2 separate regions of the Homo sapiens genome follow, and region 2 is linked to region 1. A link is an interaction called in ENCODE POLR2A ChIA-PET data of the cell type or tissue named here. Cell type or tissue: IMR-90. All regions are shown on one strand. Each heading gives the region's core, and the rest is flanking DNA. Links, peaks and the distances in the headings are about the cores only.

The links. Peaks named below come from ENCODE experiments on the same cell type or tissue, not always from the same donor. Only the 100,000 strongest peaks of a DNase experiment are listed, where the experiment ranks them.
Region 2: POLR2A ChIA-PET joins it to region 1 with 11 read pairs; 5 of 35 experiments call an interaction of 5 or more read pairs at or near these places.

The regions. Positions count from the first base shown.
Region 1 is chr14:103,411,706-103,427,919 of GRCh38, forward strand. All of the region lies in intron 2 of MARK3 (microtubule affinity regulating kinase 3), which reads left to right. It also overlaps the pseudogene RPL10AP1. Among named protein-coding and RNA genes, the nearest start is that of MARK3, 34 kb to the left of the region's middle. RefSeq lists enhancers at 6,767-6,876, 6,887-6,956. In IMR-90, for the core only: no CTCF peak of the experiment used is centred there; DNase peaks (open chromatin) are centred at 6,086 and 6,896; H3K27ac peaks cover 731 bases.
Region 2 is chr14:103,465,520-103,481,733 of GRCh38, forward strand. MARK3 (microtubule affinity regulating kinase 3) reads left to right here. Exons shown (of 18, transcript NM_001128918.3): 8 at 38-274; 9 at 453-572; 10 at 824-923; 11 at 1,560-1,672; 12 at 2,514-2,667; 13 at 9,474-9,691; 14 at 14,868-14,971. Among named protein-coding and RNA genes, the nearest start is that of CKB, 49 kb to the right of the region's middle. In IMR-90, for the core only: no CTCF peak of the experiment used is centred there; no DNase peak of the experiment used is centred there.

The DNA.
Region 1 (16,214 bases), core at 2,715-10,714:
TCCACCTCCCGGGTTTAAGCAATTCGCCTGCCTCAGCCTCCTGAGTAAGTGGGATTACAGGTGTGTGCCACCACGCCCAGCTAATTTTTGTATTTTTAGTAGAGAGGGGATTTCATCATGTTGGCCAGGATGGTCTCGATCTCTTGAACCCATGAACTGCCCACCTCAGCCTCCTAAAGTGCTGGGATTACAGGTGTGAGCCACCACGCCCGGCCAATGACTCTTATTTTTCAAAATTTTCATAGCTTTTTTTTTTTTTTGGTCATTTACTCTTCCACATGAATTTTAGAATTAAGTTGCCATTTTCTAAAAACAGAGCATGAAATTTTGATTAGATTAGTTTTCATGGGATTAGTTGGTTTTTTGTTTTTTGTTTTTTTTACTAGTAGCAGTAGAATCTTTTCAAATATGCCTTAATATAGGCGCTGGGGCTTGCCCGTGGTGCTCTTGATATATAAGGCCCGGACATTCTGCCAGTTTTTTCTCGAGCAGTGACACCAAGAAGTTAACAGCCAGGTGAATGTTATGCACAAGCTCATCGTCTGTCATCTTCACGTGGCCAACAGCCACAGCCAAACATAACATGTTCATATGAAACTTGATTGTGGACTTCGCCTCATCCACTTTGGCCACCGTGTTTTCATCGTGTGTGAGCAGGGAAGGGAACTTTACTGCCTTTGTTAGGCCTATGCCGAGGATTCGTGGGATTTGCTTTATCAGAGACTCTGAAGCCAAAAATGCATCATACTTCTTGGCCAGCTTCTTGACCAGATTCTTATTCTTGAGTTTTTTTGGCACCTCAGTGTCCACTTGGGGGGATATCCGTGGCCTTGGTCTCGTCACAGTGCTGCTGTTCCCCCAGGACCCACACTTGGGACAGGGAGTGGACTTAAGCCTGACGGTGCCCGAGAAGCGCTTGTCCTTCTGGGGGTCATAGTTCTTCAAGCTGATCTGCAACTCCACCATCTTCAGGAACTTGGGGCACTTTCACTGGTTCCCGTGCAGGACTTCCTGCACCGCCTCATCCAGGGTGTCGTGAGAGACTTTGCTGCTTATGGGTTCTCATGCCACGCTAACCAGAAAAGAGGGTTTAGTTGGTTTTATAAATTATTAATAGTTTGGGAGGAAATTGATATTTTAATGATGCCAAGTCTTTCTTTCTTTTTTTTCTTTCTTTTTTTTTTTTGAGACGGAATTTCGCTCTTGTTGCCCAGGCTAGAGTGCAGTGGCGTGATCTCAGCTCACCACAACCTCCGCCTCCTGGGTTCAAGCAATTCTCCCACCTCAGCCTCCCGAGTAGCTGGGATTACAGGCATGCACCACCATGCCCGGCTAATTTTTGTATTTTTAGTAGAGACGGGTTTCTCCATGTTGGTCAGACTGGTCTCAAACTCCCAACCTCAGGTGATCCACCCGCCTCGGCCTCCCAAAGTGCTGGGATTACCAGTGTAAGCCACCACATCCGGCTAATGCCAAATGTTTCTATTCAGGAATGTGCATGTGTCTCAAATTTGTTTTCAGGTTTTGTAACTTTTTTCATCTATGTTTTATATAATGCTTGTTAAATTCATTTCAAGCTATTTTATAATTTTTGTTGCTAATGTAAATGGAACTTTTTTTTCCTCAAGAAGGCAATAATCATATAACTTCTTGCATTTGGGAAACTTTTGATCTCTCATTTGGAATGTCGAAAATTAAGTTTATATTGTTTTTTAATAGCATGCTTTTTTTTTTTTTTTGAGACAGAGTCTGGCTCTGTCGCCCAGGCTGGAGTGCAGCGCGATCTCGGCTCACTGCAAGCTCCACCTTTTGGACTCAAGCAACCTCCCACTTCAGCCTCCCCAGTAGCTGGGACCACAAGCACACAGTACCGCACCTGGCTTATTTTATTTTATTTTATTTTATTTATTTATTTTATTTTATTTTATTTTTGGTAGAGATGGAGTTTCACCATATTGCCCAGGCTGGTCTTGAACTCCTGAGCTTAAGCAGTCCGCCTGCCTCGGCCTCCCAAAGTGCTGAGATTACAGGCGTGAGCCACCACGCCTGGTCAGTTGTCTTTTTTTGAGAATGTCAAATAAAATGGGATCATATGGTATGTAACCTTTTGAAACTGGCTTCTTCTCACTCAGCATCATGTCTTTGAGATTGATTCAGGCTGTTGCATATATTGACAGTTTGTTCCTTTTTGTTGCTGAGAAGTATTCTGTTGTATGGCTGTGCTACAGTTGGTATTAGCTCCCCCACTGAAGGACATTTGAATAGTTTCCAGTGTTTGGCAATTATGAATAGAACTCCTGTACAGGTTTTTCTGTGAACATAAGTTTTAATTTCTCTAGGAGTGACATTACTGGATCGTGTGGTAAAGAATTAAGTGAATTGTTAACTAGAAAACTGATTTTATATAACAGTATAATATTCCTAGTAGAAAGAAACCTAAAGCCTCTGGTCTGGTCTGTGAATTGGTGTATTTTTATTACTTAGTACTTTTCTTTTCTTTCTTTTTTTTTTTTTTTAAAGATGGACTTTTGCTCTTGTTGCCCAGGCTGGAGTGCAATGGCTCAATCTCAGCTCACCGCAACCTCCACCTCCCAGGTTCAAGCGATTCCCCTGCCTCAGCCTCCCTAGTAGCTGGGATTACAGGCATGTGCCACCATGCCCAGCTAATTTTGTATTTTTAGTAAAGACAGAGTTTCTCCATGTTGGTCAGGCTGGTCTTGAACTCCCGACCTCAGATGATCCGCCCGCCTTGGCCTCCCCAGGTGCTGGGATTACAGGCATGAGCCACCACACCCAGCTACTTAGTACTTTTCTCAGCTAAGATCTTTATTTTTGTCAGCGTTCTCTTGCCCTGTGATGGGAACGTGATGTATCTTGCCTATTGAAGAACTAAAACCTCTGAAGAAAACCCAGAGGGTTGTGGGAAGAGTGGCATTGATGATTTGGGGACTTAATTTGTTCTGAGTCAGTATAAGTTAAAGGCTTATTGTGTATTATGTTGAGAGTTTTAACTGCTATCCTTGGGGTAAGAACAGAGATGTAGAATTATATCGTGAAAAGAATTTTCTGAAAGAAGGGAGTAGGGACAATCTATATCATGCATTTAAGTCACAAGGATGTCGTGAACATAAAAGATACTCACGAAGGCCGGGCATGGTGGCTCATGCCTGTAATTCCAGCACTTTAGGAGGCCAAGGTGGGCAGATCACAAGGTCAAGAGATCGAGACCTGAGGTCAGGAGTTTGGGACCAGCCTGGCCAACATGGCAAAATCCCATCTCTACTAAAAATACAAAAAATAGCCGGGGATGGTGGTGTGCGCCTGTAGTCCCAGCTACTCGGGAGGCTGAGGCAGGAGAATCACTTGAACCCGGGAGGCGGAGGTTGCAGTGAGCCAAGATCATGCCAGTACACTCCAGCCTGGCAACAGAGTAAGACCTTGTCTCAAAAAAAAAAAAAAAAAAAAAAAAAGATACTCATGAAAAACTATATGTTCGTTGGAAGAAAGTTGTTTTAATTTAACAAACATGTTGGAATAAGAATTATAAACAAGATACATTAATATGTACACTCTGAAGACCATTTTAAATCAAGCCTTTAAATAGCCTAGTTATGGTGTAAGTTCAGTTTAGATGAGACTTCCCACAGGATGACCATGAACCAATCAGAAATGGATATCAAAATGCTCATTTTATATATTTTTAAAATACATGTACCAGTTGTGAAATTCATCTGATTTAGCTCTTAAATGAAAATGCTACCCATTATCCATATTGTCCTGGAAGCATCTATCCCATATTTACTATGAATCTGGGGATGTTAGTTGCATCTGCTGTCTTGCTTTTGACCAACTTTTCATAGCTTATGGTTATTTTGGTGTGAAATATTGCCTGTTTTACACCACAGTTTTCTTTCAAGTTCATTATTTTCCCCCCACTAATTTTCATAGCCTCCCAGAGACCTTTCCCCTCACACGAACTACAGAACTCACTTGTTTCAGTCATTTGTACTTTATTGGAGTTATTTATTGTTTAAAAATTATTTTCCTAAAGTAATGCATGCACATAGCTTAACAAGTCAAATATACTAAAAAGTTCTAATGACAATCAGAAGTTTCTTTTCTTATCCCTCTTTTTCCTCAGCATTATTACTCAAAGGCCCCAACTTTTTTAAGCTCTTTCTTCTGTTACTCCAATAGCTTTCTCCAAATTTATCATTTTAAACATCATTGACTTCCACTTCCCACTTCCATATCTACATTTCTTTCCCTAGCTTTTCTATTGCAGTGATATATTTGGCTTATTTACTTAAATTACGACTGTGTAAGTATTGTTGAGCTTTGGCTATGATCATTTATTTTCTTATATAATTGTAAAGCTTTGTCTAAAATTAATAGTTGTTTCTTTTTCTATAAACTCTTAGGTTTTATGTGTTACTGCTAATTGGCCAAAATGTTCTAGCTTATCTTTCAAATATTTTGCAGTACTCACACATATAATATAATGTATTAGCTCAAGAGAGAATCGGTGAGTATAAATTAGAGACAGCAAGGTAGCTCTTTCTAGGCACAGATAAGTGGGATGGTAGCTACAGGGAGACATTAGGCCAAGGTATTTTTTAGAAGATGGACAAAATATCAACATATTTCTCTACTAATGGGGATAATCTCATAAAAAGGAGGAAATTGGTGCTGTCGAAGAGATTTTGGAATAGGTGAGGGGATGGTGGAGGCATTGGTCTTTGGATAACATGGACAGTTCTTCCATAGAAATAGGAGGAAAGCAAGCCAGGCGTGGTGGATCACGCCTGTAATCCCTGCACTTCGGGAGGCCGAAGCGAGTGGATCACCTGATATCAGGAGTTCGAGACCAGCCTGGCCAACATGGTGAAACCTCATCTCTACTAAAAATACAAAAAATTATCTGGGCATGGTGGCGTGCCCCTGTAATCCCAGCTACTCAGGAAGCTGAGGCAGGCGAATTGCTTGAACCCAGGAGGCAGAGGTTGTGGTGAGCCGAGATCGCACCACTGCAGTCCAGCCTGGGCAACAAGAGCAAAACTCTGTCTCAAAAAATAAAGAAAGAAAATAAAGTAAAGAAATAGGAGGAAAGCAGAGGGTGCCGGCATCAGTGCAGGTGAGGGGATCCTTATGGTAGTAGGAGCTTGTAGAAATTTTCTGAGTGCAAACTGTTTTTTCAGTAAAATGGAAAGCAAACTGATCTGCTACGATGAGGAGATGTATTAGAGATGTGAGGAGGTTAAAATAATTGCCAGATAAGCAGGAGAGTGAATGGACTAGAGAAATGTAATAGAATTGCCAGGCAGCCTTAAGGCTTCCCTGAGGTTGGTGACCAAGGATTTAAAGTGGGAAGAGTCAGCATGGCGTTGTGCTACTCTCCAGCCACATTCAGTTGCCCAGCTGCAGGCATGGCATTTGCAGAGATTGGGGTTTTGTCACATTAGTATAGTGAAAGGACAAAGGAGCATTGTTATACAACACCCCAGGAGCATTGTTATACAACAACATCACAATGAAATTAGTGATATAATTAGGAACTAAGAACTTGAGGAGGAAGACTGACCCTATGAAGGTGTGGGGTCAGTGAATTACAGATCCTGGTAAGTTCCAACAGTTATTAGAGTACTAGATTGAGTGAGCAGGAAGGTAGAAGAAGTTAGTTAAAGAATGGGAAGCTCAAACTTGGATCATGAAAGGTTTTCAGATATTGGGAATGTCAAAGACTGGAGTATAACCATGTAAGTAGCTTAAGTATGTAATATTTTTTTTCTTTCTGGAAGTTTATCCTTGGTTTTTAGAAATTAGCCATTGAGGTGCCAAGGGTTAGTCTTCATTCATTGTTCTTGGTGCTCATTGGACCCTTTTAATATAGAGGTTTTTGTCTTTCAGTTCTGGAAAATTGTCTCTTTTTTAACTTAAAAATCTTCATTCTGGAATCCTTAAGCAGAGACTGGAGTGCTTGAAAAGAGCCTCAAAATCTATCTTCTATCTCTATGTTTTTACTTTCTGGGAGATATTTTTAACTTCATCTTCCATTCTTTCTGTTAAAAATGTGTGTGTGGGCCGGGCACGGTGACTCATGCCTGTAATCTCAGCACTTGGGGAGGCTAAGGCAGAAGTGTCACTTGAGGTCAGGAGTTTGAGACCAGCCTGGTCAACATGGTGAAACCCTGCCTCTACTAAAAATCCAAAAAAATTAGCTGGGCGTGGTGGCGCGCACCTGTAATCCCAGCTACTCAGGAGGCTGAGGCAGGAAAATCTCTTGAACCCGGGAGGCAGAGGTTGCAGTGAGCCGAGATCGCGCCACTGCACTCCAGCCTGGGTGACAGAGCAAAACTCTGTCTCAAAAGAAAGAAAGCTGTGTGTGTGTCTCCTCTTCTCTCCCCAGCTCACTCTTTGATCATTTTCATCTGTTTGTTGTTACTGTCTTTACAGCATCTAGCCCTGGTATTATGAATGTTGTTTCTTCTGCTGACTCCCTGAGAATAGTAAAGGCTTTTTTTTTTTTTTTTTTTTTTTAGCTCTTTTATAAAGTAGATTTTTGTTCCCTGCATTGCTTCTCTTTTTTTCTGGGGTTCTTTCTTGTTACCGCTCTTTCATATAGAGACTTTCTCTGGATGTCTGGTAGCCTCTGGTTGTCTGTACCTAATGTGGAGCCCTAAGCATCTGATCACAAGCTGTGTTTGTATGAATAGGACATGTTTGACCACAGAGCTTTCCTATTGGGAGTTGTCTGGTGCTTTTATTGAAGACCCCAGATATTTGTGTCCTTAGATTTCTGAGAGTATCCAGTTTCTCTAGATAAGAATCTTCTCTTCTGCCTGGGAGGAACTGATGATCCCACCCCTCAGTCACTTAGTCCTCCCCCGCCTGCCTTTTCATCTGTTGCTTCACTCCTGAAACCACGTTTCTTCATCCTGGGGTGTGTGAAACTTCCTGAGACTTTGCATAAATGCTTATGTTTAGTCACGAGTTTGTTGGTGAAGACTATGTTAACAACTTTACAGAAAGTTTGGAGAATAGAGAAGAAAAACCCCACAATCCTAATATTCTGAATACCATTTTTGTTTTTGTATATTTTCCATATACATGTTTTTTCAACATATTTTTGATTATAATTTTGTATCTTGTTTTTTCCGCCCTCGGAATTTTATCCAAAGCAGTTTTCTACGTTGCCACTAATCGTCATAATTGTTCATTTCAGTGGTTGTGTACAATGCCATTGATGAGAACAGCAGTTCTCAAACGTTTCTGTCTCAGAACTCCTTTAAATTGAAAATTGAGGCTGGGCGCGGTGGCTCACGCCTGTAATCCCAGCACTTTGGGAGGCTGAGGCGGGCGGATCACGAGGTCAGGAGATCGAGACCATCCTGGCTAACATGGTGAAACCCCGTCTCTACTAAAAATACGAAAACAAAATTAGCTGGGCGTGGTGGCGGGCGCCTGTAGTCCCAGCTACCAGGAGGCTGAGGTGGGAGAATGGCGTGAACCCGGGAGGTGGAGCTTGCAGTGAGCCGAGATTGTACCACTGTACTCCAGCCTGGGTGACAGAGCGAGACCCCGTCTCATAAATAAATAAATAAATAGAAAATTGAGAACTCCCCAAAGCTTTTATTTATTAGGGTTATATGTATTGATAGCTGCTGAATTGGAAGTTATTACTTAGGAAACTTAAAATATATATTAATTCATCAAAAATAATAATCCTGTTACATGGTAATGTAAATAACATATTTTTATGAAAAACAACTATTTTCCAAAGCAAATTATTGAAAAGAGTGAATTGTTTAAATTCTTTGCAAACCCCTTTAATATCTGGCTTAATAGAAGTTAGCTGGGTTCCTGTGTCTGCTCTGCATTCACACTATTTAAGTATGTTGTTTTGGTTGAAGTGTATAAAGAAATGTAGCTACAAAAGGAAGGGAGCATATTAATACCTTTTCAGGTGATTGTGGATATTGTTCTTTGACATTATACCAAAACTCAGCAAGTGGTTTCTTGGGGGTGGGTAGACAGTGATGAATTTTTATTCAAAACAACTGTAGTGACTGACAAAAAAAGTTAAAACCCAGAATGATTTGCTTCAATTAAAAATTAATTATATCCCAAGAGCAGGGGTCTACCAGGTTGTCTGAGGGGAGGGGTGAACTGGCCCAGAAACGGAGCAGGTCAAAATTCCTCTGCTGATCAGTGGGATGGGGATTGGGATCAAGATTGCTTCTGTGAATAGCCACTGCCTGGGGAACATAGCGAGATCCTGTCTCTTAAGAAAAAGAAACAGAAACTTTTGGAAACAAGCAGACAAGGGTGAAAGAAAGCCTTGGTGTAAGATATAATTTATATATTCCATATAAGATATAGAATACATATGTTATATAACTAAAAAGCATAAAAACAGTCAGCATGCTTTTAGTACAACCTGGAGGTATGGTTAATGTGCAGGAAAAAAGCTCCATATAAGCCTAATCCCTATATATAAAAAATCACGGAATTCCACAGTTTTGAACATTTTTTTTTCTTTTTGAGACAGAGTCTTGCTCTGTCGCCCAGCCTGGAGTGCAGTGGTGCAATCTTGGCTCACTGCAGCTCTCTACCTCCTGGGCCCAAGCAGTCCTTCCACCTCAGCCTCCTGAGTAGCTGGGACCAGAGGTGTGTACTACCACATCCGGCTGATTTTTTGTATTTTCTACAGAGACAAAGCATCCCCATGTTGCTCAGGCTGGTCTCGAACTCCTGGGCTAAAGTGATCCTTCTGCCTGGGCCTCCCAAAGTGCTGGGATTAAAGGGATGAGCCACCACACCTGGCCAACACTTTTTTTGTGTGTGTGGTAAAATACATACAACATAAAAGTTATAATTTTAACCATTTTTTAAGTGTGTAGTTCAGTGACATCAACTATATGTACATTATTGGGCAACCATCACCACTATTCATTTCCAGGCAGATAGTTAATACTCATTTTTTTGTGGTTTCTATATTTGCAAATTTACCTGTTCGAAAAAATTTATTTGTAACACCCAAATCAGTACAGCGCTTTGGTAATCCTTTTCGGACATATGCAGAACGGTGAAAAAATATGCACATCCCTAGTTGAGGTTCAACAAGGGGACACTTTGCTTTCTTTTTTTCAGTCTTTGTGCCGTAAACCAGTGTCTTTTTTGTGATCTATTTAATGCCTTTTTTTTCATTTTTGTACTTTTTGTTGATGATTTTGCCATTTAAAATGGGCCCCAAGCATAGTGCTGAAGTGCTGTCTAGTCTTCCTAACGCACCCTTGAGTGAAACTTACCTAACACCTGCATTTTCTTTGTAAGGCACATCATAGCCTTGCCATGGATAAAACTCTGGACAGTTGAGTTTTTCCTTGCACTGCACATGGCTATGGTGCTTTACAAAGAAGATGCACGTGTTAGAAGTTTCACTCAAGTGTGCGTTACAGTGCTGTGGCTGTGAATTCAGTGTTAACCAATCATATATAGTAAAGAAGGTGTTCTTAAACAGACACACACATAAAACAAACTTATGTATTAATCTGCTGTTGCAAAATGTTGTGACCAGAGGCTTGCAGAAACCTAACCCCCAGAAGCAATGATTTCGTATTCACTAATTCAGTGAGCACAGTAACTGCATAGAATGAACAATGAGAATTGACTGTAGCTCCTTTTTTGAAAGAAGAGGCTTAATTATGGAGCAAGGCATCAGGAAAAATCACAGGCTTTCCTCATTTGTGTGATTTTTTTATTTTGTTCATGTCTTCAAGAGTGGAGCCCTAAGAAGAAAGCTGAGAGCTCCCAGTAAAGGGGTGACGAGTGCCTGGCTTAGCCTCATAGAGGCCAGAGGAACGTCGGTCTTTACACTGGGACATTCCACACACGCAACACAGAGTTATTTTCTATGGACAGTTGAGTTTTTCCTTTTCCAAGCATATTCTAGGGTTGTCTTTCTGTGCCCTGCTACATGTTCCACTGTACTGCTGTCAGATTTTTATCTCCCAGAAATTCTTTGAAGTCACTTGTCTTCTGGTGGCAGCCCTTCCCTTCTCTTGGCCATTCTTTGTCATTTGGTCTTTGTTCTTCAGTGGGCCTATCAGGTGGCAGGACAGAGAAATGCATGTGATCAATATGCCATCTTTAACCAATGTCCTCATTATGGTTATGAAAATAACTTTTCATGTAATTATTTTTATTCAAGTTACATATTACACACAGTTTAAAGAGTCAAGACTTGTTAAAAAAGAGTCCCCTAGACTCACTGGTTTCCTTGTCTCCCAGGATGGCCACTTTTAATCTTTTAAAGTGATTCTTTAGTCTTTTAAATGATTCTTTCATACTTTATAACATGCTTGTAGTCTTACTTGTTTTTCAGGTTTAGGCATTATCTATTGACATTTTATTTAAAGTCATCATTGACTTTAAAAACACAAAAACTCTTTACTGAAATGTAACACAGGTTGGGTGCAATGGCTCATGCCTGTGAATCCCAGCACTTTGGGAAGCCGAGGCAGGCAGATCACCTGAAGTCAGGGGTTCAAGACCAGCCTGACCAATATGGTGAAACCCTGTCTCTACTAAAAATACAAAAATTAGCTGGGCATGGTGTGTGTGCCTGTAGTCCCAGCTACTTGAGAGGCTGAGACAGGAGAATTGCTTGAACCCAGGAGGTGGAGGTTGCAGTGAGCCAAGATCGCGCGACTGCACTCCAGCCTGGGCGATAGAGCAAGACTCCATTTCAAAAACAAAACAAAAAGAAACGTAACATACATAAAAAGTGCCCAAATCATAAGTGTACAGCTTGATGAATTATCACAAAGTAAACACATTTGAATAACCATGACCCGGGCAAAAAATATACTGTGACCCACACCCTAGAAGCCTCCCTTTGGCCTCCTTCAAATCCCTTCACTACCCCACCTCCTCAAGTGAACCACTGTGCCACCTTCTAATACCATAGGTTTTGTCTGTTTGTTGTTTTAACATTGTACTAATAGAATGTTAGAGTATTTTAATAATAGTGTATTATTTTGTGTCTATTTCTTTTACTCTACTTCATGCTTGTGATATTCTTCCATGTTGAGGTTTTCATTTGTAACCAACTGTTGTAGTTGTTTGACTTGGCCTCCATTTGCTATGGATTGAATCGTATGCCTCAAAATTCATATGTGTAAGCCCTAACCCCCAGTGTGACTGTATTTGGTGATAGGGTCTTTATAGAAGGTTAAGTGAAGTCGTAGTATGAATCCTGATTGATAGGGTTAGTGTTATTACATGAAGAGACACCAGAACGCTAGCTTTTTCTACCACATGAGAACGCAGGGAGAGGGTGGCCATCTGCAAGCCAGGAAGAAGGTCCCCTCCAGAACTGTGAGAAAATAAATTACTGTTAAGTCCCCCAGTGTGTGGTATTTTGGTTATGGCAGTCCAAGATGACTAATGCATCATTCTTCAGGCCACTCTATCCCCCTAGAGGACTTGCAGTCTTTTTTTTTTTTTTGCCTCCTCTTTTACTGACTGAGAATGTTGTTAACACTTTCAGAAACAGGGTGTTAGGATCTTTTGACCGTTGGTGAACCAACAGAAAGTGGAAGATAAGGATTTTTCTCCAGTGGGTGTTTGCTGTGGATTTGTTGGGAGAAGCCCATCTCATGTATGAGCTGTCCCATCCCTATTTTGTAATATTCCACTTTGCTGCTGGCATCAGAGTGAATGTAAATGGAATTTCCCAGAAATTTCCACAGCAAGTGGCTTTCTCACTTAGTGAGCCCCCTTGGTGTTTGTTGAGTCTCCCTTTACCCAACCCCACAATCACTGGAATAAAGGGGTGGTCTTCTCTCCAGTCTACACCTTTCTGAGGCACTGCAATCGGGGATACCCCAGTTACCACCTCTTTTGGTGACCCCAAGGTTTCAGCTTTGCCTGAGCTCTCCAGGCTCCAGCTCTGGGCCAAGGTGATTTTGGTGGAGTCATCCCAGCGGGGAGCTAGGAGGAAGAGGGGATTAGGAACTCCCGCTCAGGCTTCCTTGCTGCACGTACACATGTCACATCAAATGATGGTGTTTCACTCTGGGGACATAGTTGCTTTTGATAAAATGACTTTTCTGCAGTTTGGTTAAGCTGAATGAAACATATTTGAGCTCCTATTTTTGCTTCAGAGGCTATTGAATAGCAGTACCTGAAGATGAAAGTGTATAAGAACAGAATCAGTCCGGGCGCGATGGCTCATGCCTGTAATTCCAGCACTTTGGGAGGCCGAGGCGGGTGGATCACCTGAGGTCAGGAGTTCAAGACCAGCCTGGCCAACATGGCAAAACCCTGTCTCTACTAAAAAAATACAAAAATTAGCTGGGTGTGGTGGCACGTGCCTGTAATCCCAGCTACTTGGGGGAGGCCAAGGCACGAGAATTGCTCGAACCCGGGAGGCGGAGGTTGCAGTGAGCCAAGATCACGCCACTGCACTCCAGCCTGGGTGACAGAGCGAGACCCTGTCTCAAGAGAAAAAAAAAACGCAGAATCAGAATCTTTGGAATAGTGACCGGATGCCGTGGCTCATGCCTGTAATCCTAGCACTTCGGGAGGCTGAGGTGGGCAGATCGCTTGAGCCCAGGAGTTTGAGACCAGCCTGGGTAACATAAGGAGACCTCATTTCTACAAAAAATTAGCTGGACATGGTGGCACGTGCCTATAGTTCCATCTACTCGGGAGGCTGAGGTGGGATGATCACCTGAACCTGCGGAAGTCGAGGCTGCAATGAACTGTGATCATGTCACTGCACTCCACCCTGGACAACAGAATGAGACCTCGTCTCAAAAAAAAAAAACAAAAAAAAGAATCTTTAGAATAGGAGGAGGATATTGAGCAGAACCATAAGAAACTAGTGATTAAGAGTCCAGGTGTGAAAATAGAAACCACGTCTCAGAAGCTCAGAGAGAAGAAGAACTGGAAAGGCAGCATCTTTGATGGATTTGGCCATGAAGAGGAGGAGGAATAAAGCAGAATGGAGGCCAGAAAAGAGTGTGTATGTCTAACGGTTTCATTGGAATTGGGAGATCTAGGTATACCATGTAAAATTACTTATGAAGGTAAAGTTTGAAGAAAATTCATTCGACTTTGATTTATATAATTTTTAAAACCTCATTATCTGTTAAAACACCAGAAGCCCTGTTTTTTGGTTACTGATTATGAGTGTTCAAGGCCTCAGATCAACTCAGCATTTATTTATTTATTTATTTTTATTTTTTTGAGAGGGAGTCTCGCTGTCTTGCCAGGCTGGAGTGCAGTGGCATGATCTCGGCTCACTGCAACCTCTACCTCCCAAATTCAAGCAATTCTCCTGCCTTAGCCTCCCGAGTAGCTGGGATTACAGGCCCATGCCACCATGCCCAGCTAATTTTTTGTATTTTTAGTAGAGATGGGGTTTCACCATGTTGGCCAGGATGGTCTTTGTCTCCTGACTTCATGATCTGCCTGCCTTGGCCTCCCAAAGTGCTGAGACTACAGGCGTGAGCCACCACACCTGGCCTATTTATTTATTATTTATTTATTTATTTATTTATTTATTTGATGGAGTCTCATTTTCTCGCCCAGGCTGGAGTTCAGTGGCACCATCTTGGCTCACTATAACCTCCGTTTCCAGGTTTCAAGTGGTTCTCCCGCCTCAGCCTTTCAAGTAGCTGGTGGGATTATAGGCATCCGCCACCAAGCTCAGCTAATTTTTGTATTTTTAGTAGAGACGGGGTTTCACCATGTTGGCCAGGCTGGTCTCGAACTCCTGACCTCAGGTGATCCACCCACCTCCCAAAGTGCTGGGATTACAGGCATGAGCCACCTCACCCGGACAACTCAGTATTTATTGAGTACTCCTTATGTGCCAGTTAGGGCTATAAAGATGAATAAGATGTCTTTTCCCCAGTTGAGATATGCATAAGACAGTTCGTGTTTGCCTGTTTCAGTAGTCAGTATTTTCTTTTGCTTATTCAGTTTCCACTGAAACTTATGTTTTCCAAATACAAAATTAGAATTCCAACTTTGCGTTTTTCAGGCGCACACACTCGTTTTCCCTCCACTCCTTCCCCAGTTCTGATTTGCTTCCTCCTGAAAATGGGGGTTATAGCCCATCCACTCCAGGGTCAGAATTGCTGGATACCTTGTTGCAGTGATTTTTTCTGTAGCTCCTCTGGAGGTTATAGACTCATAGGGAATAAATAATGTGGTCAGGTGGAGGCTTTAGACCAAGTTAAGCAGGGTTTTTAAAACATGGTGTTAATGTACATAATGCAGCCATTCTCAAAAGTATGACATGGGGAGACCCCTGGAGGTTTTCTGAGACCCTTTTAAGGAGTCTGCCGAGTCAAAACTATTTTTGTGATACTAGTAAAACATTTGCTTTTTTCATTCTGTCTCTCACAAGTGTAGAGTGGAATTTTCCAGAGGTTACATGATGTGTGATATCACAACAGATTGAATGTAGAAGCTTGTATGAAAATTTCATACAAATATATTATTTGTGTTATAATGTGCTTATTGTTATTTTGAAATCAATTGTTAAATACTTTTTTTTTTTTTTTTTTTTACAGTTTCTCAGTTTTTATTTGTATTTTGGTAGATATTCGTTGATACAACCCACATTTGGGGGAATGAGTAATCTTTAAAAGTGTAAAAGGGACCAAAAAGTGTGAGAATGTTTGATGTAGAGAAACTCCAAGCTCATTCCCTGGACTTTGGCTATAGATGCTTTCTTCAGGGGTGGGTCTTCTGGGCCTGTGTCCTGCAGGATGCCCAGTAGGAAGCACAGCCTCTTTGATCTTATGGGGGTGGGCTCATTTGCTGTTTTGGAGCTCAGGTGCAAAGCCGAGTTACTTGATATTCCCTGGTCATGGCAAAGCCTCTCTCCACTTTTCTTCCCTTCTATTGTCACTTCCATTCTTTTTCCATAGTCCATAGAAATCATTTTTACGTGACAGTGATGAGCTGACCAGAAGCTATAGAAGCTATAGTACTTCCTATATCCTAATGGGTTTTAAAAACACTGGCTGGGGCATACTCACCCTTTCTGAACAAAGGCTGCTAGGTGACCCTGCTGTTGCCGCTCTGTATATTCACTTGGTTAGCCCACAGATTGGTTTGGACCTAATTCCCTTTCCTTCTTTAACTGCCCAAAGGGCTTTTCTATTTAAAAAAAAAAAAAAAAAATTTTTAAAGTTTTCAGATTCAATACCCACCTATTTGTATGCTTACCCATCCCAGAGTCAGCTAAATTTAAAGTGTCAGTAAATTGTAAAGAAAAGATTTGCTACATTGCATATGTTTTTAGAAGTGCTTTCTGTGTATAATCTCTCTCTCTCTCTCTTTTTTTCTTGGTTTGGAGGAGACTTTCCCCTTGTCTATAAGTAACTTAAATATAAAATGTTATAACAATACGTTTATTAGTTTGAAGCCCCAATTTTCTTTTTTTTTTTTCTTTTAAGTGAAAACAAGTTTATAAAAGAAGTAAAGAAACAGGCCAGGCGCTGTGGCTCACACGTGTAATCCTAGCACATTGGGAGGCCGAGGCAGGTGGATCACCTGGGGTCAGGAGTTCGAGACCAGCCTGGCCAACATGGTGAAACCCCATCTCTACTAAAAATACAAAATTAGCCAGTCGTGGTGGTGCGCACCTGTAATCCCAGCTACTCCAGAGGCTGAGGGAGTAGAAACTATGAAAACTTGGGAGATGGAGGTTGCAATGAGCCGAGATCATGTCACTGCTCTCCAGCCTAGGCAACAGAGGGAGACTGTTTCAAAAAAAAAAAAAAAAGAAACAAAAGAATGGCTGCTCCATAGACAGAGCAGCAGTATCAGCTGCTTGACTGAGTCTACTTATAGTTATTTCTTGATTATATGCTAAACAAGGGGTGAATTATTCATGAGCTTTCTGGGAAAAGGGCAGAGATTTCCTGGAACTGAAGGTCCCTCCCCTTTTAGGGGACTATTTAGGGTAACTTCCCAAGGTTGCCGTGGCATTTGTAAACTGTCATGGTGGTGGTGGGAGTGTCTTTTAGCATGCTGATGCATTATAATTAGCTTATAATGAGCAGTGAGGACAACCAGAGGTCACTTTCATCGCCATCTTGGTTTTGGTGGGTTTTGGCCTGCTTCTTTACCACATCCTGTTCTATCAGCAGGGTCTTTGTGACCTGTATCTTCTGCCAAGCTCCTCCTAT
Region 2 (16,214 bases), core at 2,922-10,921, 54 kb after region 1:
GCTAAATTTCATTTTTGTCTTGATGTTTTCCCTCTAGGCTGAAAATCTATTGTTAGATGCCGATATGAACATTAAAATAGCAGATTTCGGTTTTAGCAATGAATTTACTGTTGGCGGTAAACTCGACACGTTTTGTGGCAGTCCTCCATACGCAGCACCTGAGCTCTTCCAGGGCAAGAAATATGACGGGCCAGAAGTGGATGTGTGGAGTCTGGGGGTCATTTTATACACACTAGTCAGTGGCTCACTTCCCTTTGATGGGCAAAACCTAAAGGTATAAGAAGCTGCACCCATGTACTTCACTAAACTAAAAGAAGTTTCCTAATATTACATGGCTTAATATTTTTAACATTATATCAGTGCGGGGGGTTTCAGGGGGTTTTTTGTTGTGTTTTGTTAACTAAACCTAAAGGTTGACTTACTCGTTTTCTTTCCTCTGTACCTCTCCAAAGGAACTGAGAGAGAGAGTATTAAGAGGGAAATACAGAATTCCCTTCTACATGTCTACAGACTGTGAAAACCTTCTCAAACGTTTCCTGGTGCTAAATCCAATTAAACGCGGCACTCTAGAGGTAATCATGTAGGTGGAAACAAGCAGTAACTTTGGAGAGTCTTTAGAGTGACCTTAGATCTTTGCTTGATTTGTATGCCATACTGGATATATCCTGCGGCTTTTTAAGCAAGAATTGAAACATTAAAAAATATTTTTTGAGTTTATGCTTTGAACGATAGTCAATGAAATGTTGAAAATAAATTTTTGTAAATATTACGGTTATCAGAATATTTCATTTTACTCTGCTAATGAACAGTTTACCTTTTTTAGCAAATCATGAAGGACAGGTGGATCAATGCAGGGCATGAAGAAGATGAACTCAAACCATTTGTTGAACCAGAGCTAGACATCTCAGACCAAAAAAGAATAGGTAATCACTCCATGCCTGCATGTTCATGTGTTTTTGTCTAAGTAACATATTTCTGTTTTGACTCATGTCTGTGCCTAAAATGTGAATAATGGAAAGTTAAGCACAAGTCATATGAACAGTTTATCTGTTCTGTCATATTTAGGAACGTAACTACCTGCAGTTTCCTATAATGGCACCCAGTAACTCTGAAACAAGTGCCCATTTATGTTACAAAATATATGTAATATGTCATCTTTTAGGTCAAATGAAAATTATTTTACCCTACAAAAGAATGATTTCTGGCCGGGCGTGGTGGCTCACGCCTGTAATCCCAGCACTTTGGGAGGCCAAGGCGGGCAGATCACCTGAGGTCGGGAGGTCGAGGCCAGCCTGACCAACATGGAGAAACCCCATCTCTACTAAAACTACAAAATTAGCCAGGCACGGTGGCTCATGCCTGTAATCCCAGCTACTCGGGAGGCTGAGGCAGGAGAATTGCTTGAATCTGGGAGGTGGAGGTTGCGGTGAGCCAAGATCGCGCCATTGCACTCCAGCCTGGGCAACAAGAGTGAAACTCCGTCTCAAAAAAAAAAAAAAAAAAAAGGATGATTTCTTACCCAAACAAAACACATAAACTGTATTATGCCCTTCTTTTAGATATTATGGTGGGAATGGGATATTCACAAGAAGAAATTCAAGAATCTCTTAGTAAGATGAAATACGATGAAATCACAGCTACATATTTGTTATTGGGGAGAAAATCTTCAGAGGTAAGAGTAATCAGAAAGAGCTGAAATACCCTGTATGTAATTATTAGTTTATATAAACTGTTTTCTTAGTTTTTATCTTTTGAATATTTGTAACATTTGATACATCATTTTTTAGATTTACTTGCAAATAGCAAATCTAAATCCTATGACTATTATAAGCTATTTTAACTTAACCCTTAATGATGGATATTGGCCAGGCGTGGTGGCTCATGCCTGTAATCCCAGCACTTTGGGAGGCCAAGGCGGACAGATCACTTGAGACCAGGAGTTCGAGACCAGACTGGCCAACATAGGGAAACTCTGTCTCTGCTAAAACAAACAAACAAACAAAAAATTAGCTGGGCGTGTTGGCGCTTGCCTGTAATCCCTGCTCCTTGGGAGGCTGAGGCAAGAGAACTGCTTGACCCTGAGAGGCAGAGGTTGCGGTGAGCCAGGATCACGCCACTGCACTCCAGCCTGGGTGACAGAGCGAGACTCTGTCTCAAAAAAAAAAAAAAAAAAAAAAAGATGGATGTTGTCATAAACCTGGTCTTTCATAAATTAACCTGTAGTCATTAATAGCTTAGAAATGACGTAAAGCATCAGATGAAGTAAATACAACATTTAAAGTTATTTGAGAAAGCCTGGAAAGAAAATCATAAATACCTTACCTTTAGTGTCTTTCCAGCCGTCAGAAAACTACTTTTGCTTGAGTTTAGGGTTGTCATTTTTGTACGTTGTGATTCCTCCTCTCTCTGAATGAACGGTTTATGAGAGGTCTGTGTTAATGAAAAGTTTAACTTCCTAATAAGCCATTTGGGTTCGTGTTGTGGTTTGCTCTGTTTTTCTCATTTTCTCTTAGCTGGATGCTAGTGATTCCAGTTCTAGCAGCAATCTTTCACTTGCTAAGGTTAGGCCGAGCAGTGATCTCAACAACAGTACTGGCCAGTCTCCTCACCACAAAGTGCAGAGAAGTGTTTCTTCAAGCCAAAAGCAAAGACGCTACAGTGACCATGGTAAGTTTTGGAGTATCCCAGTGCCTTCTCTTAGAGTCCAGGCAAGAGGTCTCCTAGCACTGGGAAGCATTCTCTTGCTCAGAGCCTGGCTTGATGTCCTTTCTTGGCATTGCTTTCTTTCTTTCTTCTTTTTTTTTTTTTTTTTTTTTTTTTTTTGAGACAGAGTCTCACTCTGTTGCCCAGGCTGGAGTGGAGTGGCACAATTTTGGCTCACTGCAACCTCCACCTCCCAGGTTCAAGCGATTCTCCTGCCTCAGCCTCCTGAATAGCTGGGACTACAGGTGTGTACCACCATGCCTGGCTAAGTTTTGTATTTTTAGTAGAGACGGGGTTTCACCACATTTGGCCAGGCTGGTCTTCAGCTCCTGGCCTTAAGTGATCCACCTGCCTTGGCCTCCCAGAGCGCTGGAATTACAGGCATGAGCCACCGTGCCTGGCCAGCATTTTTTCTTAGTGTTCCTGCAGGTGCTGCCATGATTACATATTACTTCAAGGCTCTTATCTTCTTTATACATGCAGTAGATTTTTGCTGGATAAAGCTTAGTTGAGTGGAAACCTTACCATTTGCCCTTCTAGAACCTCTGCTTTAATCTGTAGTTTTCCTTTTTTTTTTTTTTTTTAAATGGAGATGGGGGTCTCGCTATGTTGCCCAAGCTGGTCTCAAACTCCCAAGTTCAAACTATTCTCTCACCACAGCGTTCTAAAGTGCTAGGATTACAGACGTGAGCCACCATGCCCAGCGCTAGAACTGGGCGCTGTACCGAACTGAATAGAACTGCTAGTCTGTAGTTCTATTCACTCTCTTCACCTCTGCATTGGATTTACTTTGTAGAGTAGCACTGTCCAGTAGAACTTTCTGAGATGATTACAGTTTTGTGTATCTGTGCTGTCCAGTCAAGAAGCTACTGGCCACTTGTGGCTATCAAGTACTTGAACTGAGGAAATGATTTTTACCTTTTTTATTTCTATTTATTTTTTATTATTTTTATTTATTTATTTATTTATTTATTTTTCAGATGGAATCTGGCTCTGTCGCCCAGGCTGGAATGCAGTGGCATGATCTTGGCTCACTGCAACCTCCACCTCCCAGGTCCCAGCAGTTCTCCTGCCTCAGCCTCCTGAGTAGCTGGGATTACAGGCATGCACAACCACACCCGGCTAATTTTTGTATTTTTAATAGAGACAGGGTTTCACCATATTGGCTAGGCTGGTCTTGAACTTGGGAGCTCAAGCAATCCACTCACCTTGGCCTCCAAAAGTGATGGGATTACAGGTGTGAGCCACCGCGCCTGGCCTTATTTATTTGTTTATTTTTTGAGATGGAATTTTGCTCTTGTTACCCAGGCTGGAGTGCAATGGCATGATCTCCGCTCACTGCAACCTCAGCCTCCGAAGTAGCTGGGACTATAGGCACACACCACCACACCTGGCCAATATTGTATTTTTAGTAGAGACGGGATTTCACCATGTTGGCCAGGCTGGTCTAGAACTCCTGACCTCAGGTGATCCACCCACCTTGGCCTCCCAAAGTGCTGGATTACACGTGTGAGTCTGTAATTGGCCTGGCTGATTTTTACCCTTTTAAAATTTTCCTGGCCGGACATGGTGGCTCATGCCTGTAATTCCAGCACCTTGGGAGGCCGAGGCGTGTGGATCACTAGGTCAGGAGTTCGAGACTAGCCTGACCAACGTGGTGAAACCCCATCTCTACTAAAAATAAAAAAATTACCTGGGCATGGTGGTGTGTGCCTGTAATTCCAGCTACTCAGGAGGCTGAGGTAGGAGAATCGCTTGAACCTGGGAGGCAGAGGTTGCAGTGAGCCAAGATCGTGTGACTGCACTCCAGCCTAGTGACAGAGTGAGAGTCCATCTCAAAAAAAAAAAAAAAAATTTGTACTTAAGTGTAATATATAGCCAGTTGTGGCCAGTAACTCTCATAATAGACAGGACAGCCCTGGAGAATATATGGAACCTCAGTTTTGCCTTAATTGGTTTAAATGTTGTACTGTGTCATTCTCATCCATACTCTTGCTGTTAGTGTGGTTAAGCCACTCTCCCTTTTAAACTTCACCTAGAAGCCAGTCCTTTATGAGACATAAGACTCCCAGTGGGTAGGCTTACCAGGCTCTACAGTTGCTCTGCCTTCAAGGCAGCCTGTGTGTCAGAGTCCTGAGGCTAGCGTGTGTGTTTACTTGCCCATAACTATAAATGTTAACATTGCAGATATTTCCTTTAATTCTACTATTCCAGGATTCAGGAACTAAATCTATTTTTTTTTTTTTTTTTGAGATGGAGTTTCACTCTTGTCACCCAGGCTGGAGTGCAATAGCGCGATCTCGGCTCACTGCAACCTCCGCCTCCTGGGTTCTAGCAATTCTCCTGCCTCAGCCTCCCGAGTAGCTGGGACTACAGGCATGCATCACCATGCCCAGCTAATTTTTTTATTTTTAGTAGAGACGGGGTTTCACCACATTTGGCCAGGCTGGTCCCGAACTCCTGAACTCAGGTGATCCATCCACCTCAGCCTCCCAAAGTGCTCGGATTACAGGCATGAGTCACTGCGCTCGGCCTCATTTTATTTCTCTTCTCTGGACATTTTCCATCTTAATACTTTCATCTTGAGATTTGACACTTAGGACTGCACAGGGCATTTTAGGTGTGGACAGCTTTGATTTTGTACTAAAAATGATTACACTTGGCTTGATTTCCATTTCTCTTCCTTCTGTTGCTTGCCTTTCTACATGGTTTAGACTGAAGCAACAGTGTACTAATATCACTAGTAAACCATCTACAGTGCCTGCTATTCTAGGGTGTAACTGAGAGCTCAGAACTCATTCTCACATCAGGATTTGTGCTCCTAGCATTTGTAGGTGACGTGTTGATCTAGGTCTGCCTTTTTTGTGTTCATGTTAGTCACTAACAAGGGGGGTTTCTAGTGCTTATGGACCACATGGCAATTAAATGCCCATATATTGCCCTGAAACCATCTGGTTTAACTTGTCCCTCAATCCTAGAAGAAACCTGACAATGGGATTTTCACATTTCTCTAAGGAATATGTTAGTAAGTTATTCCTTAAGCACATAGATTCCATCCAGATTATTAGTGCCTTTTTCCCCCCAGCTCAATTTTAGAGATAAAAAGAGCTTTAGACATGGTATTGTACACTCACCAAACCTCTGTTTTATCCCTAAATAGACCAAGAGAGATTACCAAGTCTCCCAAGGTTACATAGTAAATGAGAAACACCTGGGGCAGAGCTCAGGCCTGCTGGTCCAAGCCCTGTGTTTTTTCTCCACTGAAGCACCTCATTGGAGTAGCTTTTTCATAATCCTCATCTTTCTTGGAATTTCTGAAGGCAGGCAAGCCTGTATAGCCGGGCTAACTTTCACCTCATCCTCCTGCCTCGTCTCACCTCTCCCTTCCCTTTTCCTTGCCTGTGGATGCTGACCTCTGCATGGGTGCCTGCTTCTCTAAAGCTACGATGTAATCTGTAGCTGTCCTTCCTCGTTTGAGACCCACATGTGAACACCCCATATGTGTGCACTTTTTCTGCGAATGGTGATCATCTGATTTTCAAGGGGTTAGCTTGTTTTTTAAAAAATGAAAAAAAAAATCACTGTTTACTAATCAATGAGTGGTATTGGGGCAATTTGGTAGTTCTCAGAAAAAAAATTAATTTGGATCAATTTCTCACATCTTATACAAGGATGAATTCTAATTGGAGTTAAGATACAAATATAGGGCTGGGCGCAGTGGCTCATGCCTGTAATCCCAGCACTTTGGGAGTCCGAGGCAGGTGGATCACGAGGTCAGGAGATCGAGACCATCCTGGCTAACATGGTGAAACCCTGTCTCTACTAAAAAATAGAAAAAATTAGCCAGGCGTGGTGGTGGGCACCTATAGTCCCAGCTACTCAGGAGGCTGAGGCAGGAGAATGGATGAACCCGGGAGGCGGAGCTTGCAGTGAGCCGAGATCGAGCCACTGCACTCCAGCCTGGGCGACAGAGCGAGACTCCGTCTCAAAAAAAAAAAAAAAAAAGATGTAAATAAAACTCCAGAAATATTGAAAGAAACCTTGGGATTATTTGCTTTGTAACTTGGACTGGTGAAGGTGTTTCTGTCACCCCAAACACCAAACCCATGAAATAAAAGACTTACAAATTTGATTACATAAAAATGAAATTTCTGGCCGGTCGCATAATCCCAGCACTTTGGGAGGCCGAGGTGGGCGGATCACGAGGTCAGGAGATCGAGAACATCCTGGCTAACACGGTGAAACCCTGTGTCTACTAAAAATACAAAAACAAAATCAGCTGAGCTTGGTGTCAAGTGCCTGTAGTCCTAGCTGCTCAGGAGGCTGAGGCAGGAGAATGGCGTGAACCTGGGAGGTGGAGCTTGCAGTGAGCCAAGATCATGCCACTGCACTCCAGCCTGGGCCAACAGAGCGAGGCTCCATCTCAAAAAAAAAAAAAAAAAAAATGAAATTTCTGTGTGACACATCCATACCATGGACTACTACTCACAATAAAAAGGAACAGGCTGGGCGCGGTGGCTCACGCCTGTAATCCCAACACTTTGAGAGGCCGAGGCAGGCAGATCACGAGGTCAAGAGATCGAGACCATCTGGCCAACATGGTGAAACCCCGTCTCTACTAAAATTACAAAAAATTAGCCGGGCATGGTGGCAGGCGCCTGTAGTCCCAGCTACTTGTGAGGCTGAGGCAGGAGAATCGCTTGAACCTGGGAGGTGGAGGTTGCAGTGAGCCAAGATTGAGCCACTGCACTCCACAGCCTGGCCACAGAGCGAGACTCCGTCTCGAAAAAAAAAAAAAGGAACAAACTATGATGTGCACAACTCAGATGGATCTCAAGGGAATTATACTGCATGAAAGTACACAAAAGGTTACATTCCATGGATGCCCATTCATATAACATTCTTGAAATGACAGAATTCTAGAGATGGCGAGCAGGTTAGCGGTTGCAGGGGTTTAGCAAAAGGGAGAGTAAGAGGGAAGTGGCTGTGGCTATGAAAGGGTAGTCTACAGGGTCTTTGAGATGGAAATGTTCTGAATCTTGACTGATGGTGACCACATGAATCTGAACATGTAATAAAAGAGTATAGAATGAGATACACAAACATACAAATTAGTGCAAGTAAAACTGGGGAAATCTGAACGAGGTCAGTGGATTAGATCAAGGTCTGTTTCTCTTCAGAATCTCAAATCTTAAAAGGTTTTGTATTTTCTAAACACAAATAAAAGCTGGAAAGCCAATCAGTAGTAATCTGAAAGTTCACAATGTCAGTAGACGTCTCATGGTATTGGGAAGAAAGATAAGCATTGAGGCTAATATCACCCTATGCTTGATTAAGTTTTTGTTTTATATGTTAAAATCACTAAACCGAAAGCTTAGTTGTTGTTCTCCCACAAATAAAATTAAGCCCTCATTTACTTTTAATTCAGTTCCAAATAGGTTTGCCATTTAGATTTTTGTCCAAGAACTAACTCCTCCCCACTCCCGGTTTTTGTTTGTTTGTTTTTTAAATTTATTTATTGAGACAGGTTCTCACTCTGTCACCCAAGCCACATGTAGCCTCAAACTCTTGAGCTGAAGCCATCCTCCCACCTCAGTCTCCCAAAGTGTTGGAATTACAAGCATGAACTACCACACACCTCCCACCTTTAATATATCTAAAATATAAATTCTCTTCTGCCTTAGAAAAAACAGGCTGGGCGCAGTAGCTCATGCCTGTAATCACAGCACTTTGGGAGGCCAAGGTGGGTGGATCACGAGGTCAGGAGATCGAGACCATCCTGGCTAACACTGTGAAACCCCGTCTCTACTAAAAAAAAAAAAATATATACAAAAAAAAAAAATTAGTTGGCATGCGCCTGTAGTTTCAGCTACTCCGGAGGCTGAGGCGGGAGAATCCCTTGAACCCAGTAGGCAGTGGTTACAGTGAGCCGCGATTGCGCCACTGCACTCCAGCCTGGGCGAGAGAGCTAGACTCCGTCTCGAAAAAGAAAAAACAAGCATTTGACTCTGTCTTTTAAGATTACCACTGGATTATCATATCTGAGGCATATACTAGTTATCATGTTCATTTCCAAGATTCTTTGCCCTCTGAATCTCCTGTGCTGCTATTGGAGTCTCTATATGGTTTACTACAGGACATTAGTCTGTCATCCACATGTCCCTAGGCACATGTCCCTGGACACACTCCTCCTGGAGTGGCAGGAATGACTAGTGACCTCCACCGACTTCCTCCCTGTCGCTTGCATGATTCCTCTGCTTCTACACCTTCCCCTGTCTACTCAAACTCCGGTTTATCTAGAAGATTATGAGTGCTTTTAAAAAGATCCAAGATAAAACTTCAAAAGAAGTGGCCCATAAAATCTATACTTTTCTCTTCCAAAAGGTGATGGCATCTCTCCTACAAAAGAGGATGTAATTCACTCAGATGTACAAGATGAACTGGTTCATTCTGCTTGTTACGTATGCATCTAATTAGTTTGAATCTATGCAGTACCACCACCTTAAGATGTTTCCAAAGGACAACTCTAAACTCTTACTATTAAAAAAAAAATGTTTTAAGTAGAAAGGAGTATTAAGTGAAATTTCAATATTGAATTCATTGCATAAGGCAAACATTAGATATAAGTGGGAAACATCTTAGAGGATTTTACTGTTTTACATTTTTTAGGTGAATAGCAACCTTAGATCATCTTACAAAATATGGTTACTGTCACAAAATAAAACTTGAAACTATATTCAGTCATTTAAAAAATGAACTCTTTATTTTAGCTGGACCAGCTATTCCTTCTGTTGTGGCGTATCCGAAAAGGAGTCAGACCAGCACTGCAGATAGTGACCTCAAAGAAGATGGAATTTCCTCCCGGAAATCAAGTGGCAGTGCTGTTGGAGGAAAGGGAATTGCTCCAGCCAGTCCCATGCTTGGGAATGCAAGTAATCCTAATAAGGCGGATATTCCTGAACGCAAGAAAAGCTCCACTGTCCCTAGTGTAAGTGTTGTTGAACTATAGAGTGGTCTTAGGGTGGTAGGGTTGGAACCAGCTAGACACCAGGTGTTCATTTTACTCCTGTGGTCTCTCGTACTGGAATGCCCTCTCTACTAGGCAGCCATGCCCAATCTTAACTTACAGAAATCCTACCTGCTGCATTGTAGGTATTTATTGTTGACACTCTCTTAGTTCATTCTTGCTGCTGTAACAAAATACCTGAGACTGGCTAATTTATAAAGAAAAGACATTTATTTCTTAACAATTCTGGAGGCTGAGAAGTCCAAGATGAAGGCACCAACAAGTTCCGTGTCTGGCAAGGGCCCTGTTCTCTGCTTCCAACATGATGCCTTGGTGCTGGCATCCTCCAGAGGAGACAAATGCTGTGTTGTCATGTGGCTGAAGGGACAGAAGGGGTGAACTCACCCCCTCAAGCCCTTCTATAAAACACTAATCTGGCCGGGTGCGGTGGCTCACGCCTGTAATCTCAGCACTTTGGGAGGCCGAGGTGGGTAGATCACGAGGTCAGGAGTTCAAGACCAGCCTGGCCAAGATGGTGAAACGCCATCTCTACTAAAAATACAAAAATTAGCTGGGCGTGGTGGCAGGCACCTGTAATCCCAGCTGCTCAGGAGGCTGAGGTAGAGAATTGCTTGAACTCAGGAGGCAGAGGTTACAGTGAGCCGAGATCGCATCACTGCACTCTAGCCTGGCGACAGAGCGAGACTCCTTCTCAAAAAAAAAAAAAAAGATACTAATCCCTTCATGAAGGCGGAGCCCTCGTGGCCTAAACACCTAAAAGACTCATCTCCAAATACTGTTTTCTCCTATGGGAGATAAAGCTTAAACATGAGTTTTGGAGGGGACACATTCAGAGCATAGCACACCCACCATAGACACTAGATGGTGATAGGTCCTTTATTTCAAGGCCTGGTTCCAGTTATTTCGGACACCTGCTGAGCCTTAGGTTGTCAGGTGCTGAGACATGGAAAGACCTCACAGTCTAACAGGAAGTGAATGAAAACAGTGACAGTGCAGATGGAAGCCTACGTGCACACACGGGGAGGTCTGACTGCCAGTGCCCCAAAGATGTGGTGTTCACACTGAGTCTTCAAAGAGCTCTAATGATGAAGAGTGTTGGCTGAGTTCTTACCATGTGCCAAGGACCATGCTCAGTGCTTTTTCATGGATTAGCTACATTTTAAGGTGAAAAAAAAGTTGGGTAATTGCCTAAAATTACACTGCCAACCTGAATCCAGCTCTTAATCCCTATCTGTAACAAAATCTCCCCAGTAAGTAGATAATATTTACTAAATTAAATTGAATCCATTCAGCTTCAGAAACTTTTTTCTGTGTATTGAAGTATGTTCTATCTAACCTAACATATTAAAGAATTTGCAGAGAAGTAAACAATCTTAAGATTATTCTGTAAGCACGTTTTTCCCTACAAAATTAACAATGATGCAGCCCTGCCTCCAACTCCAGAAAAACCCTGGACTGAGGAGGCTGTGGAGAAACCCTGTTGCTCTCTGAAAGCCCTTCATTGTTCCATTCTGGGGACTGGGTGCATGAAGGACCCCAAGGGGCTTTGCATGTTTCATCCTCTGACCTTATGCTTAGTCGAAGTAAACCCTGTGTGAAAAGTTTATTTTGGCCTCCAAATGCCATACAGTAGGATTATTGTTTCCATACTCCTGCAGTTAAAATTCCGTCTCCAACGTTTGTTGACAGTTACCAGAGAAGATGAGGGCATTATTCCCTGCCTTCATGACTTCTCTTCCCCTTTGCTCTTGTCTACACACGCTGCCCTTCTGAAAGTGAATCATGAGTATTTTCAGTCCACCCATACTAAATTACTTACAAAGGAAAAAAGGTAGTTAGCAACATTATTATTTTCTCCCATGAGTCTTTGGGATTTCTCTGTAGATGGTCTGCTCAAGCTGTAGTAAAAGTGACTGCTCTATCTTTGTTTAAAAATTATCTGATAAAATTCCATAGCTATGGCCAGGCACGGTGGCTCACACCCGTAATCCCTGCACTGTGGGAGGCCAAAGTGGGCGGATCACTTGAGGTCAGGAGTTCAAGAACAGCCTGGCCAACATGGTGAAATCCCATCTCTACTAAAAATACAAAAATTAGCCGGGTATAGTGGCGTGCTCCTGTAATCCTAGCTATTCGGGAGGCTGAGGCAGGAGAATTGCTTTAACCGAGAAGATGGAGGTTGCAGTGAGCTGAGATTGTGTCATTGCACTCCAGCCTGGGTAACAGAGCGAGACTCCATCTCAAAAAATAAAAAAAAAAGTCCATAGCTGTGACTTGTTCCTTGCTTTTTAGTTTTTTGTTTTGGAAGTTAAATTCATGTGAATCCACATGACAATGATTAACCATTTTAAAGTGGGCAATGCGGTGGCATTTGGTACACTCACAGTATTGTGCAGCCAACACCTGTCTTTAGTTTCAGAACTTTTTCAGCTCCCCAGAAGGAGCATCTGTTTAGGCTGGGCACAGTGGCTAACCCCTATAATCTCAGCGCTTTGGGAGGCTGAGGTGGGAGGATCACTTGAGCCCAAGAGTCTGAGATCAGCCTGGGCACCAGAGTGAGACCTCATCTCTACAAAAAAAATTAAAAAGAAAATAGCTGAGCGTGATGATGCACACCTGTAGTACCAGCTACTTGAGAGCTTGAGAGGCTCAGGTGGGAAGATCATTTCAGCCCAAGAGGTTGAGGCTGCAGTGAGTCATGGTCACATCACCATATTCCAGCCTGGGCAACAGAGCAAGACCCTGTCCTTAAAAAAAAAAAAAGTGGCCGGGCGCAGTGGCTCACGCCTGTAATCCCAGCACTTTGGGAGGCTGAAGTGGGCAGATCACAAGGTCAGGCGTTCAAGACCAGCCTGGCCATCATGGTGAAACCCCATCTCTACTAAAAATACAAAAATTAGCCAGGCATGGTGGCGGGCACCTGTAATCCCAGCTACTCGGGAGGCTAAGGCAGGAGAATCGATTGAACCCAGGACGCAGAAGTTGCAGTGAGCCGAGATGGTGCCACTGCACTCCAGCCTGGGCGAAAAAGCGAGGCTCCATCTCAAAAAAAAAAAAAAAAAGAACACCTGTATCCCTTAAGTAATCACTTTCCATTCCTCCTCTCCCCTCTGCCCCCCTCCCTTCCCCCTCATTCCCTGGCAACCACCAGTCTGTGTTCTGTCTCTGGATTTGCCTGTTCTGAATATTTTATATAAATGGAACCATTTCACATGTATCCTTTTGTGTCTACTTCTTTCTTTGACTCAGCATAATGTTTTCATGGTTCATCCAATTTGTAGCATGTATTTTCTTTTCCCTTTTTTTTTTTTTGAGATGGCATTTCGCTCCTGTTGCCCAGAGTGCAATGGCACGATCTTGGCTCACTGCAAACTCCACCTCCCGGGTTCAAGCGATTCTCCTGCCTCAGCCTCCTGAGTAGCTGGGATTACAGGCGTGCGCCACCATGCCTGGATAATTTTGTATTTTTAGTAGAGACGGGGTTTCTCCATGTTGGTCAGTCTGGTCTCGAACTCCCGACCTCAGGTGATCCACCCGCCTCGGCCTCCCAAAGCGCTGGGATTACAGGCGTGAGCCACTGTGCCCAGCCTGCAGCATGTATTAGTACTTTGTTTCTTTTGGGGGTAATATTCCATTCTGTATATATACTACAATTTAACTGTTCATCTGTTGATGGACATTTATATTATTTCCATGTATTGGTTAAAATGAATAATGCTACTATAAACAATTGTGTACAAATTTCTATGTGGACTTAAATGTTTTAATTTCTTTCCTTCTTTCTTGGGGAGGAGACGGTCTCACTCTGTCACCTAGGCTAAAGTACAATGGTGCAAACACGGCTCATTGCAACTTCGACCTCCCAGACCCAAGTGATCCTCCCACCTCAGCCTCCCAAATAGCTGATACCACAGGCATGCATCACCATGCCTGGCTTATTTTTTCTGTTTGTTTGTTGTGGTAGAGATGAGGTCTCCCTATGTAGCCCAGCCAGGCTGGTCTCAAACTCCTAGGCTCAAGCAGACATCCTGCCTCAGCCTCCCAAAGTGCTGGGATTATAGGTGTTAGCCTCTGCACCTGGCTGTGTTTTCATTTTTCCTGGGTATATATTTAGGAATAAAATTGTTGAGTAATATGGTAACTCCATGTTTAATTTTTTGAGAAACTGCCAAACTGTTTTCCTCACAACTGTACCATTTTATCCAGCAATAGTGAGAGTCCCTGTTTTCTTCACATTCTTTCTAACAATTAATAATTATTTTATTATTTAAAGCTTTCCTAGCAGGTATGAAGTAGTACCTCATGCTTTTGATTTGCATTTCTTTAATGACCAATGATATTGGGCATCTTTTCATGTGTTTCTTGGCCATACGTATAGCTTTTTTTTTTTTTTTTTTTTTGAGACTGAGTTTTGCTCTTGTTACACAGGCTGGAGTGCAATGGTGCGATCTCAGCTCACCGCAACCTCTACCTCCCAGGTTTAAGTGATTCTCCTACCTCAGCCTCCTGGCCTCCTGAGTAGCTGGGATTACAGGCATGCACCACCACAGCCAGCTAATTTTGTATTTTTAGCAGAGACGGGTTTTCTCCATGTTGGTCAGGCTGGTCTCGAACTCCTCACCTCAGGAGATCCGCCCACCTCTGCCTCCCAAAGTATTGGGATTACAGGTGTGAGCTACCGCGCCCAGCCGTTGTATAGCTTTTTTAAAGAAATATCTATTGAAGGTGCCGATTTTAAAATTAGGTTGTCAGGCCGGGCACCTCAGGAGGCTGAGGCAGGAGAATCGCTTGAACCCAGGAGGGGGAGGTTGCAGTGAGCCGAGATCGCACCGCTGCATTCCAGCATGGCGACAGAGCAACACTGCATCTCAAAAAAGAAAAAAAAAATTAGCCAAATGTGGTGGCACATGCCTGTATTCCCAGCTACTTGGGAGGCTGTGGTGGGAGGATTGCTTGATCCTGGGAGGCAGAGCCAAGATTGCTCCACTGCACTCCAGCCTGGGTGACAGAGTAAGACCTTGCCTCAAAAAACAAGTAAATAAAAGACTGACATTCCTATTTATGTAGATAAGTTCATTTTTTCTCATTGTACTGTATTTACCAAATAAATTTAAGACAAAAATGCCCTTTTTTATAGAGTAACACAGCATCTGGTGGAATGACACGACGAAATACTTATGTTTGCAGTGAGAGAACTACAGCTGATAGACACTCAGTGATTCAGAATGGCAAAGAAAACAGGTAGGAGATTCTACCTGTTTGTAAGAAAAGTTGTTTTTCCCAAGAGAAATGGAAGCATGTTATTTACTGCTTTGTTCTTATAATCATTTTCAAATTAAAACTGTAAGTATTCTCTGAAGGTAAGTTAAATTTGTATACTAATTTTTAGCAAGATACTAGAATTCTAAATTCTTTTTGTTGTCCAGAGCATCATCCTCCTGCCTGGCTGTGTATGATGATTAAAAGGCTTGAGTTAAACCCAGGGGGTTTCCTAGAGGAAGTAGATAGTAAGCTGTGGTTATGTTGTAGAACAGTGAATAAGGAAATGGAGATTGTCTTGTGCTCATTAATAACTTGAACAAAAGCCGAAAGTGGGGGAAGATAAGGACGTGAGGCAGAGAGTCATACCTCAGGAGAATGTACAGCACCAGGTAGCATTAAAGGTCCGCAGTTTACCAAAGGGTCCAGATGGCTGAGTCTAAATAGAAACACTGGAGAAGCCAAGAGAAGTGGAAAGTCCAGCCTTCTGAATGCTTTTAATTTGGCTACATAGCAAGCATACATAGGATGAGCGTGACTTTAAAAAGACAATGATGTTACATGTCAATAAGGAGAGCATCCTATCATGCACATGATTTTCTTGGGGTTTTGAAATAAAATAAGTAGAGTCAGTAAAATGGGATTGGATAGGTGTAGAGACTCTGAGGTGGGGTTAGTCTGGGTGGAGAGAAAAGAGAAGTTAGATTGGTAGAGAATAGCTAAATATGCTATATTCTGTTCAGAACAAATTTCCCAGGCTGGCATGGATTTTCCTTCTTTGTTTTTGGAAGAGCAGTAAGTGTACATCATTCTTTTAACTTGAACATTGTTTGCATCAGAATTGTTCTGACATTTACTTTCTGCAGTTACGGTGTGAGGTTCTGTTTCTTAATCCTAACCTATGTTTGATCTCATTAGTCAAACAAAATGTTTGATCACTACATTTTGTGACAGCCTAATCAAAAATTCTCTCCTCCTTCATCCTTAGTTCCAAACTGCTTATCACTTCCCTGTTCCATAGGCCACTTAGGATTGAGTTGATATGAGGAGTAACATTTGTTCTGTAAGATTATGGTTATTATTCGTTGAATTTTTAGCAATATTTACATTCTCTTGTTCTCTTTTATGACTCGTGTGTGTGTGTGTGTGTGTTTCAACATTGTCTTTTCTTATGATTAAAAACTACTAAGAACTTGAGTATAGCAGCTGGGGTAGATAGTTTACA